Linked DNA regions of Homo sapiens: all the other regions are linked to region 3. A link is a contact called in ENCODE Hi-C or POLR2A ChIA-PET data. All regions are on one chromosome and are shown on one strand. Each heading gives the region's core, a stretch centred on a gene start or an enhancer-like site at or near the end of the contact. The rest is flanking DNA. Distances are from core to core; before and after follow the strand shown. Region 1 overlaps IGFBP2 (insulin like growth factor binding protein 2). Region 2 holds the start of MREG (melanoregulin). Region 3 holds the start of MARCHF4 (membrane associated ring-CH-type finger 4).

Region 1 (3,565 bases), core at 861-3,360, 290 kb before region 3:
ACCCTCTCTGAGACACCTTCCCTGACACCAGACTTAACTATTTCTCCTAACTTGCCCAACATCCCCTACTGGAGGGGTACCGCCATCCATGGAGGGCCATCTTTGGGTGTCGGGGCTGTTTCCTTCCACAAGAATCTCAGCCCTTCAGGACAAAGGCTGTAATCTTCTTCATCTTCATCATCTTCATAGCCTGACATCCTAATACCGAGCCTGGGATATAGTGAGAGCTATTTTTTTTTTCTTTTTTTTATGACGGAGTCTCACTCTGTTGCCCAGGCTCGTGCAATCTCAGCTCACTGCAACCTCCACCTCCCAGGTTCAAGTGATTCTCCTGCCTCAGCCTCCCAAGTAGCTGGGATTACAGGCACCCGCCACCGAGTCCGGCTAATTTTTGTATTTTTTAGTAGAGACGGGGTTTCACCACGTTGGCCAGGCTGGTCTTGAACTCCTGACCTCGGTTGATCCACCCGCCTTGGCCTCCCAAAGTGCCAGGATTACAGGCGTAAGCCACCATGCAAGGCCGAGAGCTACATTTAGGCAGCACTTACCGTGTGACAGAAATGATTTTATATTCTCAAAGCAAGTCTTTTAAGATAGAAACTATCCCAATATTTAAAGAGGAAGTAAATGAGATTCACAGAGGTTAGAAATATGTCCAAAGGCACATAACTCAAGAGTCTGATTCTGTTCAAAGACTACCTCACCTCCATGGTTACGCTTTTAACCACCACATCTTATTATGTAGTTAGTATTCAAGACACATCAAACAGATTCAGGGATGACAGTGGTGACTGTCCAAATGTAGAGAGCATAAGAAGAGGGATAGCCCCGTGGGCATGACCCATGCAGTCATACAAGGCTGACACTTAGTTTAATGTTCTGCTATTTCTGTCTTGACATTCTTAATAATTTCTGAATAAGGGACTCCATATTTTTATTTTGCCCTGGATCCTATAAATGAAGTCAACCAGTCCTCCATAAGAACCACACAGGAAGCAAGTTTCAATGCAGACTCCCAGGCCCCTCCCCGAGCTTCTAACTCAGGGGATCTGGGATAGGGCCAGTGGTAACAACGTCTCCAGCTGACTCCTTCTGGACCACTCCTCTTCAATGCAACAGACTCTCCAAGGGCCCGATGTAGGCTCAGCTGCAGTTCTGCATGCTGCCACACAGTGGCAGTATAGCCCCGGTGTTTGCTTAACGTTCAAAGAGGCACAGTTAGTTCCAGGTGAGAGATGTGCTTGACATCTTCAAGATCCCTGCCCAGCCAGCCATCTTCCCACGTGGATGCAATGATGCTTCCTCTCGGCAAAGGTTTCTAGGTTGCACTGCACATCAGTGAGTGTGGTTCCTGCAGCTAGAGCCACAGCGGAGGTGCTGCTCACCCACTCACCCATAAAAGCTACCTCTTCAGAGGGTTGGGTACAAGAGCACTAAGGGTAATGGAGGGGAAATGGGCAAGGAGATTGTGGCATCCTCAGAAGCCCTCTGGAAAAGTTCAAAGAATGGACAAGGTGGCAGCCCTGGGGCGTGAGGTCTGGCAAACACCTGACCCAACAATGGCCCCATAGTAACCCCTCCCGTTTTATACAGTCCTAGTTTTCAAAGCACCTTCACATCTAGTCTCACACTAATACCACCCTGCTATTTGAGGCTGATAACATCCCCAATAGACAGATGAGGAAAACAGGCTCAGAGAAGGTGGACAGCATAGCCCCAGGCAATGGAAAACGAAGTGGTGGGAAAGGATCCAAGCCCAGGTGTCCTGACTCCGGCCTTTTTCTTGCCTTATCCCTCCCTGGTTCACAATCACCATGGAACCTAAGAAAGGAAAAAGACCCTGCCTGGGCTCCATGGCAAACCAGTTACATCAGAATGTCTGAAGCTGAGGTACTGGCATCAGTTTTTGTTTTAAGTGCCGCCGTCGAGTCAAATGTTCACCGAGGTTGAGAAACACCAGGCTTCCCAGGAGGGCAGGCACGGGCTGCTCCACCCAGGGATAGCAGCTCCACCTGGGGACAGCAGCCCCGGGGCTGACTGCTCTTTGCAGCAACTCAGAGGGCAGGGGGAAGGGCCAGCTGCAGCACGCATGCGCCGAATGAAAGACAATCAGACCCCATGCAGGGACTGCTGAGCTTCAAGCTCCAGGTCCATCCAGTGCCCAGAGCCCTCTAGGCCCTCTCCAAGCGTCTCACCTGCTTCCATCCACGGGGCCAGTATAACTCAGGGGTGGGTGGCTGCCACACGCTGGAGTTAGGGGTCCCCAGACCCAGGGCAGGAGAGTTTGGGCACTTCTAGTTACACTTTTCCTCATCTGTAAAGTGTAACTAACAATAGTGCCTGTTTCACGGATGCACAAGGATCCGCTGAATGAATACTTTTGGGGCTGTGGCCAAGTGCTGGCCTTGGCCCGGTGCAGCCTAGAACACACCCTCCTGGCATGGCTCCATCTATTCTTGGGGATCTGGTTTTCCTGCACTCCAAGAAAGCTCATCTTGTGCCATTTCCAAAAGCTGTCTTGCATTCCAGCTACACTTATGTCACACCTGGTAAAGGGCCCGCCATCCCTCCGCCTCCCTACACTCACCAGATGGAAGGTCTGGAAGGTAGTGGATTGGGCCAGGCCCCTAGGGAGCCCCTCCTCTGTGGGAAGGGATCAGACTCCAGCCACAGGAGAGGGGAGTGACAGGAGAGGCCAGGCCCTGGGCCACGTACCGAGGAAGGTTAGGGGGGCAGGGACTGTGGGCCTCAAATGGTGAGCTTTCTCCCCCCATGGCCCATTGCAAAGGCAGGGGTCGGGGTGCATAAGCCCCCTGGAATTCACTGGAGTTGAGAGGCCAGCAGAACAGAATGGCAGATGTAGGTGAGCTCTGATGTGGAACTCTGCTAAGAAAGGCCACATTCTGTGCCTCCTTCCACAGTCCCTCAGCCTGCACACCTTGACACACTCATAGCCCTTTGTTTCAATTGATATTTGCTGGTCTGGACACCAAATCCCTTGGGCCCCTTAGAGAGCAGCATCTGAATTCTCAGTGGTGTCATCCTTATGAATAAGCCAGTTAACCACAGCCCTACTCCCTTTCTTTGGGGGCTGAGTGGAAATGTCTCACCCTGGGCAGGAGGGAGCCTCCTTTATTTCAGGGGCCAGACAACCCCAATCCCAACGTTTCCTGTTCCTTATCTCCCACTGCAGTGTTATCTGAATGTGCGAGGGAGGAAGCCGGACCCACGCTCCACATCTCCCCATCCCCAGCCCGTGACTCATCCTGCCCCTGTACAGCGCCAGGCAGGGGCCACATGGGGGCAGAAGCCTCACCTGGGAGTCCTGGGGCTGCACTGGAGGGTTTGATCTGGATTCAGGAGGTTCCCATTCCTTCTTATTGCCATTTCATGAATGGGAAACGGAAACGGCCTTTCCCATTTTCCTAGGAGCCAGGGGCAAAGCTGGATGATGGCGGGTAGGCCAACCTAGGCCAGGCTCTGCATCTCTCCCTGGAAGACCCCAAAGACTCAGGCAAAAGACACACACTTTACTTTTCCTTCCTTTAATCTTATGCAAAAGGGA
Region 2 (3,360 bases), core at 125-2,624, 360 kb after region 3:
AGCACATAACAGATGAGATGCTCCATAAATATTTGTTGAATAAATCAGACTGGAAAAGACAAAACTTTAGATTGAACCTTGCATTTGGCGAGGGTATAGGGAAGTAGATACTTTCATATGTTGCTGGTCAGAGAGTAAATTCGGATTATTTCTTTGGGGAGCAATTTGGCAAGATCCATCAAAATTAAAAAGGCACCTGACCAATGACCCAGCAATTCAACTGCCAAACATTTATCCAATAGATATATATATCTTTAATTTTATTTTTTTTTTTTTGAGACGGAGTCTTGCTCTGTCACCCAGGCTGGAGTGCAGTGGCGTGATCTCGGCTCACTGCAACCTCCGCCTCTCGGGTTCGAGCAATTCTCCTGCCTCAGCCTCTTGAGTAGATGGGACTACAGGCGCCCGCCACCATGCCCGGCTAATTTTTGTATTTTTAGTAGAGACGGGGCTTCACCATGTTGGCCAGGATGGTCTCAATCTCTTGACCTCATGATCCGCCCGCGTCGGCCTCCCAACTTGCTGGGATTACAGGCTTGAGCTACCGCGCCCGGCCTATCCAATAGACATTCTTGCAGACGTGTTCAAATACTTTGGTTCAAGAATGTTCACTGCAGCATTATCTTAATAATGAAAGGCCGGAATCCACCCATATGTCCATCAATAGGGGTCTGAGTAAGTAACATGTGGGCATCCTTAAAACTGCTTAGCATGCAACTGTTAAAATGAGAGGAGGATATCCACGCGCTGACAAGGGACAGCCTCCATGATACACTGAGTCAAAAAAGCCAGGTGCAGAAATGTGTGGAGTATGCCGCTGTTTGGGTCAAAGGGATGAGGACAGGCACATATATTAACAAGTTTGTACAAGCACAAATAAATACAACTATATATAAATAGCTCTGGAAACTCACAAGTGGTTGCCTCACAAATAGGGGCTATTTAAGGACTAGGAGGTTTGAAAACAATTTTTCAAATCATTGTAAATATATTATTTAAAAAAAAACCCTACGCCGATATGCATCAATCCATGCTCTTTTGGTAACTTTTACTCTGTGTGGAGCTGACATCAAAAACATGCCCAAAACTCTGCTTTGAAGGCCTGTAGGGGTGGGGGAGGATCTTTAATTTCCTCGCGCAGTGAAGCCAATAAAAGGTACGAATAGATTCAGCCCAACCTCGTGCTCTGTGGCTCCAGGGCTTTCCCCTCCCCGCCCTCCCCCAGCCCGGCTGCCAGCCTCCGGTGCCCTGGGATTTTGAGGACTGGCTGGAGTCCCTGCTTCACCCTTAGAGGGCGGTAGCGGGGCGTCTCGTGGACGCATGCGCCCCAAATTGCGCTCGGGGAATTAAAAGAGGGGAAAAAAAGCCCGAAGAAAACTCACGCCCCAAACAAAACGCAAGGAGAGGAGGGCGCGCGGCCTGCAGCCCTCGCCCGCGTCCCCGGCCGCGGCGTGATGCGCGCGGACCAGCCCGCGACGCCCGGGCTGCCGCTGTCCCCGCACCTGGACGCTGGCGCGGTGGCCGCGCCCCAGCCTCGATCGCTCGCCGCGGCGACTCGGCCCCAGGCTTCCGGCGCCGGTGGGGGCCCTCGCTCTCCATGGGGCTGAGGGACTGGCTGAGAACCGTGTGCTGCTGCTGCGGGTGCGAGTGCTTGGAGGAGCGCGCCCTGCCTGAGAAGGAGCCCCTCGTCAGGTGGGTGCGCCGCCCGGGCCGGGATCTGGGCTTACCTGGGCCGTAGCCGGGCGCCGAGAGTGTGGACACCTGTGTGCTTGTGTGAGTTGGGGAGGTGGGCTTGCTGGAAGGGCACGCGGAGGCGCCATCTCAGCCCCTTGGTTCCTTATGGGATGTTTTGGGTTTGTTCCTTGAGTAAGATTTTTGCCGAAAAGCACAAATCTTCGGAGACACCTGAGACCCAGCTGGATGTCTGTGCAAAGTGCCAAGAATTCGGGTGTCCTACCTGGGCAGGGAAGTAAGGGAGAGAAGTTGATCAGAAGTTTCCATAGGGGTCTGATAAAATACAACTGTGACTGGGTATTTGATCGGTATATTACAGTGAAACGGGCGACTGTGGATTTCTGTGCCACTCAGCAAAAAAGTTGTCTATTTCTCATTCAATTTTATTACCCAACGAAGACGATTCCAGTGACTGAGTATAAGGAAATATTTTTCACATGAAAAAAATGCATGTTTCATCAAGGGGCAGCCTATTCACTAGGATGTTGATTCATTACAGGTTAAGCTATGAAGTGTGAGGAAATGTAATGCTCATTAGCAATAAGCTAAGAGGCTTTGTGAAGAGACCATACCAGCCCAGTTTTGTTCAGGGCTGTGATTTTAAGCAATCATTTTCTATCTTGAGTTTGCTGAAATCGAGGCTGGACTAGGTCATGCCTCAGGGGTAGACATGACAGAAACAGAATATTTAAAATGGAATTAGGAAACAGTATTTCAGGTGGAATTCCAGGGTTGAGTAAGCAAATACTAAAGCCAGGGTTTCTTTCTTTTGAAGTATGAAACTCACGTAATACAGCTTGCACAACTTTTTCTAAGGAATGATTTACCTTTTCTTACTCTATCAAGTCCAAACACCCCCTTGACTTTGGAGATCTTACATAACCCCTTCCTGCCTGTCCACTCTGATTTTCCAGTACATTAAACAGTGTACACTCCTTGCGGCCGTGGGAATAATCCACTCATTGGCTCCAACCCTCCCTCAAGTGGTGACCTTTATCCTTGCTCCTCCTTCCCAAAAGCTATTTTCAAGGCCTTCTCAAGCAATCTTCTTTGATTACTTTGCCCTTATCCATCTTCCTCTTCTAGGATGTAGTACTTAGAAATTACCATCTACTCCTCGCTGTTTGGTAAGCACACATGTATATAAACATGTAACTCATGTATATTATATATATAAAGTCATACACACAATATACAGTGATTTTGATTGCTCTTGTCAATGACACTCCCACTTAGATTTTTAGATTATTGTGTGTAGGGAGAAATGGAATAATCTATCTCTAATCTAATAGGTAGTGGGTAACTGCAATCTAGAATTTTATGCTTAGGTTATACACTGAACTTGTCAGGGCTCTTAGTAACATGAAATACAGACTTGAGCTTAGTTTCAACCTCAGAGGCTTGAGTATTTCCAGTTTTCTGTCCAGGATTGCTGTTTCAGTTAATAGTTCTGGTTGTTTTAAAATCTTAGATGCTCTCCTGTCTTAGCTTCTATCCAGTGAATACAAGTCAGTGAATTTTGCATGTGATTTTAAGAAGCCCCAGGGTCAATTGGAGCGGAGTAGCATAGGGCTTGTGAATCAGGTTGCCTGGAATGAGTCTGCTCACCCAACTAGGTAACCTGGC
Region 3 (3,461 bases), core at 709-3,208:
ACATCATCCATTTCTATGACTCTGGATATAGGTCTCATATGGCATTTCTATCTCCTGCCCTAATTTACTTGCACAACACACTTGGAGCTAGAATTTAATGAGCACAAAACCCTAAAACTCAATTTTAGGTAAAGCAGATATTCAGTCATATGTGGGAGCACTCACATGTATGTGTCCAGGCTGAAGGGGAGAAATATGGTAGCTTCACTGAAATAAAAAAGCCACTTATTTATTCAGAGTCCATTTTCTTGAACACCTACTTAACTTCAGGTGCTGCATTATGTGCTGGTGATACAAATATAGATACTGATCCCAGCCTTAAAGAAGCTCTGAGTCAGACAAAGGGAGATGAATGTATGGTGAGATAATTATTATATAGACTATGATTTCTGCAATACCAGAAACAGATACAGAGTGATGTGGAACACAAAATATTTTCTTGAAGAACAAATAGAATTTTTGAAATAAAGAGGTTTTTTGTTGCTGCACAGTATTTGTGCTGATATTAATCAATAAATATTATTTTGTAGTTATTAAAAATATTAGTATCATCTTTAAATGAGCACCTTGGGCTGGGTCTCAGCATCCATGGTGAGTCCTGGGGCATGATTCAGACAAGTAGCCATGCTGGGTTAACCAAGACTGAGATGTAGGTCCTTTCTCCTTAGAGCTTGTAGGAATGAATCATTTCATAGAGATGGCAGCAAAGGGGTAGTTTTCTTATGACTCATTGGACTGAACTTCGTTCCAATGATATTTTGCTGCAGAAATTTTGCATGCTACTCTGTCTATGGCTCCAATATTTGTAAAGGCATTACCATGGCTGTTTGGATGAATCACTGGCATATCTTCTCTATGGCCCTAGAGGGGTGTGTGTGTGTGTGTGTGTGTGTGTGTGAGAGAGAGAGAGAGAGAGAGAGAGCGGGGTGGGGGAGAGAGGTTTATAAGGAAAGGCAAAAAAAGCAATCCTAAGTTTTCAGTGACCAAAGTCTACAGCTGCAAACACTGAGGTTTTATATAGACCACTTTAAGTTTCCTTCTTTTTCTTGCTCTTCACATTTAGGGGCACTTTGCTGCTCAAGAAACTCCTTGAGAAAAATAGGGTAGGGTGACATGAGTCAGTAGCAGAAATAGGAGAGGAAATTAAAATCCATTTCAAATTACCTCTTGTCAGCGGCTCAGTGAAAGGCTTGAATAGGGAGGAGGCTGGGGATGTTGGTGAAGACGAAGCTGAAATATTGCTCTGGATTCTTATGACTCACAATTGAAAGAGCACTGTGACTTATAGTAATGATGACTGTGGTGATGGTGGCCACAAGCCATTCAACAAATATGCATTGAACATTTACTAGATGCCATCTCTGACTTAGGCACACGGGATCAAATGAATTAAAAAAATTATCTCTGTCAATTGGAGCTTAAATTCTAGGCGAAGAAGCTGACAAAAAAATGGTACTAGCAACCTCCTCCCTGTTTGAAAATTTGAAGCATTTCCTTCTCATGTCTCAAGCCTCAATGAAACATTTCCTTCTCATGTCTCATGTCTCAAGCATTTCCTTAGTCATGAGGAATTTAATCTCCATCAAGTCCCAGCTTCATTGTGGAAGTCACAAAACTTTATCTCCTCGAAAGCTTGCAGACTGAGATCTACTTTAAATGTTTATGTGAACAGAGAAACGGTCTCTGGTTGACAGGTGTCTGTGTCTTGTATGTGCAATGAGAGGAGCTGTGATAGTGGACAGTGGGCAGAGAGTCTACAACCAGACCTTCCACACCGACACGTTCCTGCTGAGGTGAAATGCAAGAGTTAGTGCCTGAATCGCTCCCCTCCCTCCCCGTGGCCTTTCTCCTTCTTTCTTTTACTCTTCACTTCGCTCCCTCCTCCTTCCCTTCCTAAATCCCTCCCTCTCCTGGTTACCTCCCTTTCCCTTGGTCCCTCCCCATCCCCTTCCCTCGCACAGTTCTCTCCTCCTCTTGCTCCCTCTCCCTCCAGCTTCTTTTCCTCTCATCCCCTTTCCCTCCTCCATCCCTCCGCGGCGTCTGCGTCAGGCCCCCACGAGCGTGACGCGCGGGGTCTGGGTGGGAGCTGTCCACTCGCCCGGGGTGCTGAATGCAGCAGCGGCGGCCGCGGCGCCGGCGGCGGAGATAGCCGAGAGCCTCCCTCGCTGCAAGAACCTTGTTTCCAGTTCTCGGACGGTCAGCTCGCCGCCCCGCCACCTCCCTTCCAGCACCACCCCTTTGGGAATCGAGCCAGTGGGGGCAGCGGCGGGTGCTGAGCAACGGCGGAAGACGAGACAACACCTGGCAGCAGCCTGGAATCTGATTTGCTTCCTCTCGGCTTTTATAAGAGATATATTTATATACGGTTTTGGGGAGTCGCGAGGACCAAGCTGGAGCCAAGTGCCGGCTGCCTCCCACCTCGGCCACACTGCTTCGCTCCCCCCTCCCCACCTTCAGCTGGCACCGCAAACAAGCCTTACCTCGTTGCATCTGCGAGGAGAGGTAGCAACAGCGAGCCTAGCCAGCCAGAGGCGGTGGAGAGGAGGAAGGGGCGGGGTGGGGGGGCAGAGAGCGGGCCGAGGCCGCCCTTGGTGGGGGTAGCGGGGGCAGAGCTGCCGAGCAGACCCGGCAGCCGCCCTCCTCCGCCCCCACCCTCCAGAAGCACTCTTGCCTGAGAACCGAATTATTCCACTAGTATTATTTCATTTTTTATTACTCCCCCTCCTCACTCCCCAGCCGCCCCCACCCCCACGCCGGCCTCGCCTCTGGTTGCATGGCAGCGCTGCCCGGGCGCGGGGGCTCAGGGCTGGCCCCCAGGGAAGGGGGAGGAGGAGGAGGATCATGAAGGCCGGAGTCGCGACCGCGCCGGACGGCGGGCAGCAGCCAGAGGACGAGCCGGAGCAGCCCCCGCCCCGGAGACACCCGGACGCCGAGCAGCAGTCGCCTCCGCCGCCGCAGCAGCAGCTGCGGGCGCGGGCCGACCCGGAGCCGGAGGAGGAGGGCGACCGCGACCCAGAGGAGGAAGAGGAGGAGAAGGCGAGGCCACTCGCCCGCCCGGACCTGCCCTTCTCTCGGCTCTTGCCCCTCGACCGAAGGGACCTTTGATGGAACCGAGGGGAGGGCGCCACGGATTTGCCGACTGCAGCAGGGGTGGGCTGGGGGCTGAGATAATGTAACCACTCCTTTCTCCTGTTCTCTCCCACACGCCCCTCTCCTCTACCCCTATTCTCTGCTCCACTGCCCTCTCACCCCGGTACACACACCCTTCCTCTAGCCAGGATCTTCATGCTCAGGAAGGAGGCGCCTCTGCAAGGGTTAAACGATCTTTTCTTTTTCTCCCATCCTTTTTCCTTCCCAAACCTCTATTTTACCTCCCTTCTCCTAATTGGCTTTCCCCTCTTCGGTGTAACCCTTTGGCTGCGGAGGCAAAGCACAAGCCCCTAGCCCAGTTTCACCTGCAA

Evidence for each region. Hi-C counts contacts between places; a loop is a spot of excess contacts on that map. ChIA-PET counts read pairs that join two places held with the same protein, here RNA polymerase II (POLR2A). Pooled maps may share reads with other maps.
Region 1: a loop to region 3 is called in a pooled map, with 2.5 times the contacts of the local background. The contact joins the enhancer-like site here to the promoter of MARCHF4 in region 3. A Hi-C loop is called at or near these places in 1 of 50 pooled maps. POLR2A ChIA-PET finds 5 or more read pairs at or near these places in 2 of 52 experiments (HEK293 and OCI-LY7).
Region 2: a pooled map shows a loop between it and region 3 (2.8-fold over the local background). The contact joins the promoter of MREG here to the promoter of MARCHF4 in region 3. A Hi-C loop is called at or near these places in 4 of 50 pooled maps.

Annotation. Positions count from the first base shown.
Region 1 is chr2:216,664,401-216,667,965 of GRCh38, reverse strand. IGFBP2 (insulin like growth factor binding protein 2) reads right to left here. Exons shown (of 4, transcript NM_000597.3): 4 at 3,530-3,565. Among named protein-coding and RNA genes, the nearest start is that of IGFBP-AS1, 28 kb to the left of the region's middle. Within about 2 kb of position 2,110, at least 10 of the 41 ENCODE cell types and tissues checked have a DNase peak (open chromatin) inside an H3K27ac peak, as active enhancers do.
Region 2 is chr2:216,011,565-216,014,924 of GRCh38, reverse strand. It overlaps MREG (melanoregulin), which reads left to right and starts at 1,374. Exons shown (of 5, transcript NM_018000.3): 1 at 1,374-1,692. The coding sequence starts at 1,598. RefSeq lists a silencer at 1,170-1,579 and an enhancer at 1,552-2,319.
Region 3 is chr2:216,370,980-216,374,440 of GRCh38, reverse strand. It overlaps MARCHF4 (membrane associated ring-CH-type finger 4), which reads left to right and starts at 1,958. Exons shown (of 4, transcript NM_020814.3): 1 at 1,958-3,461.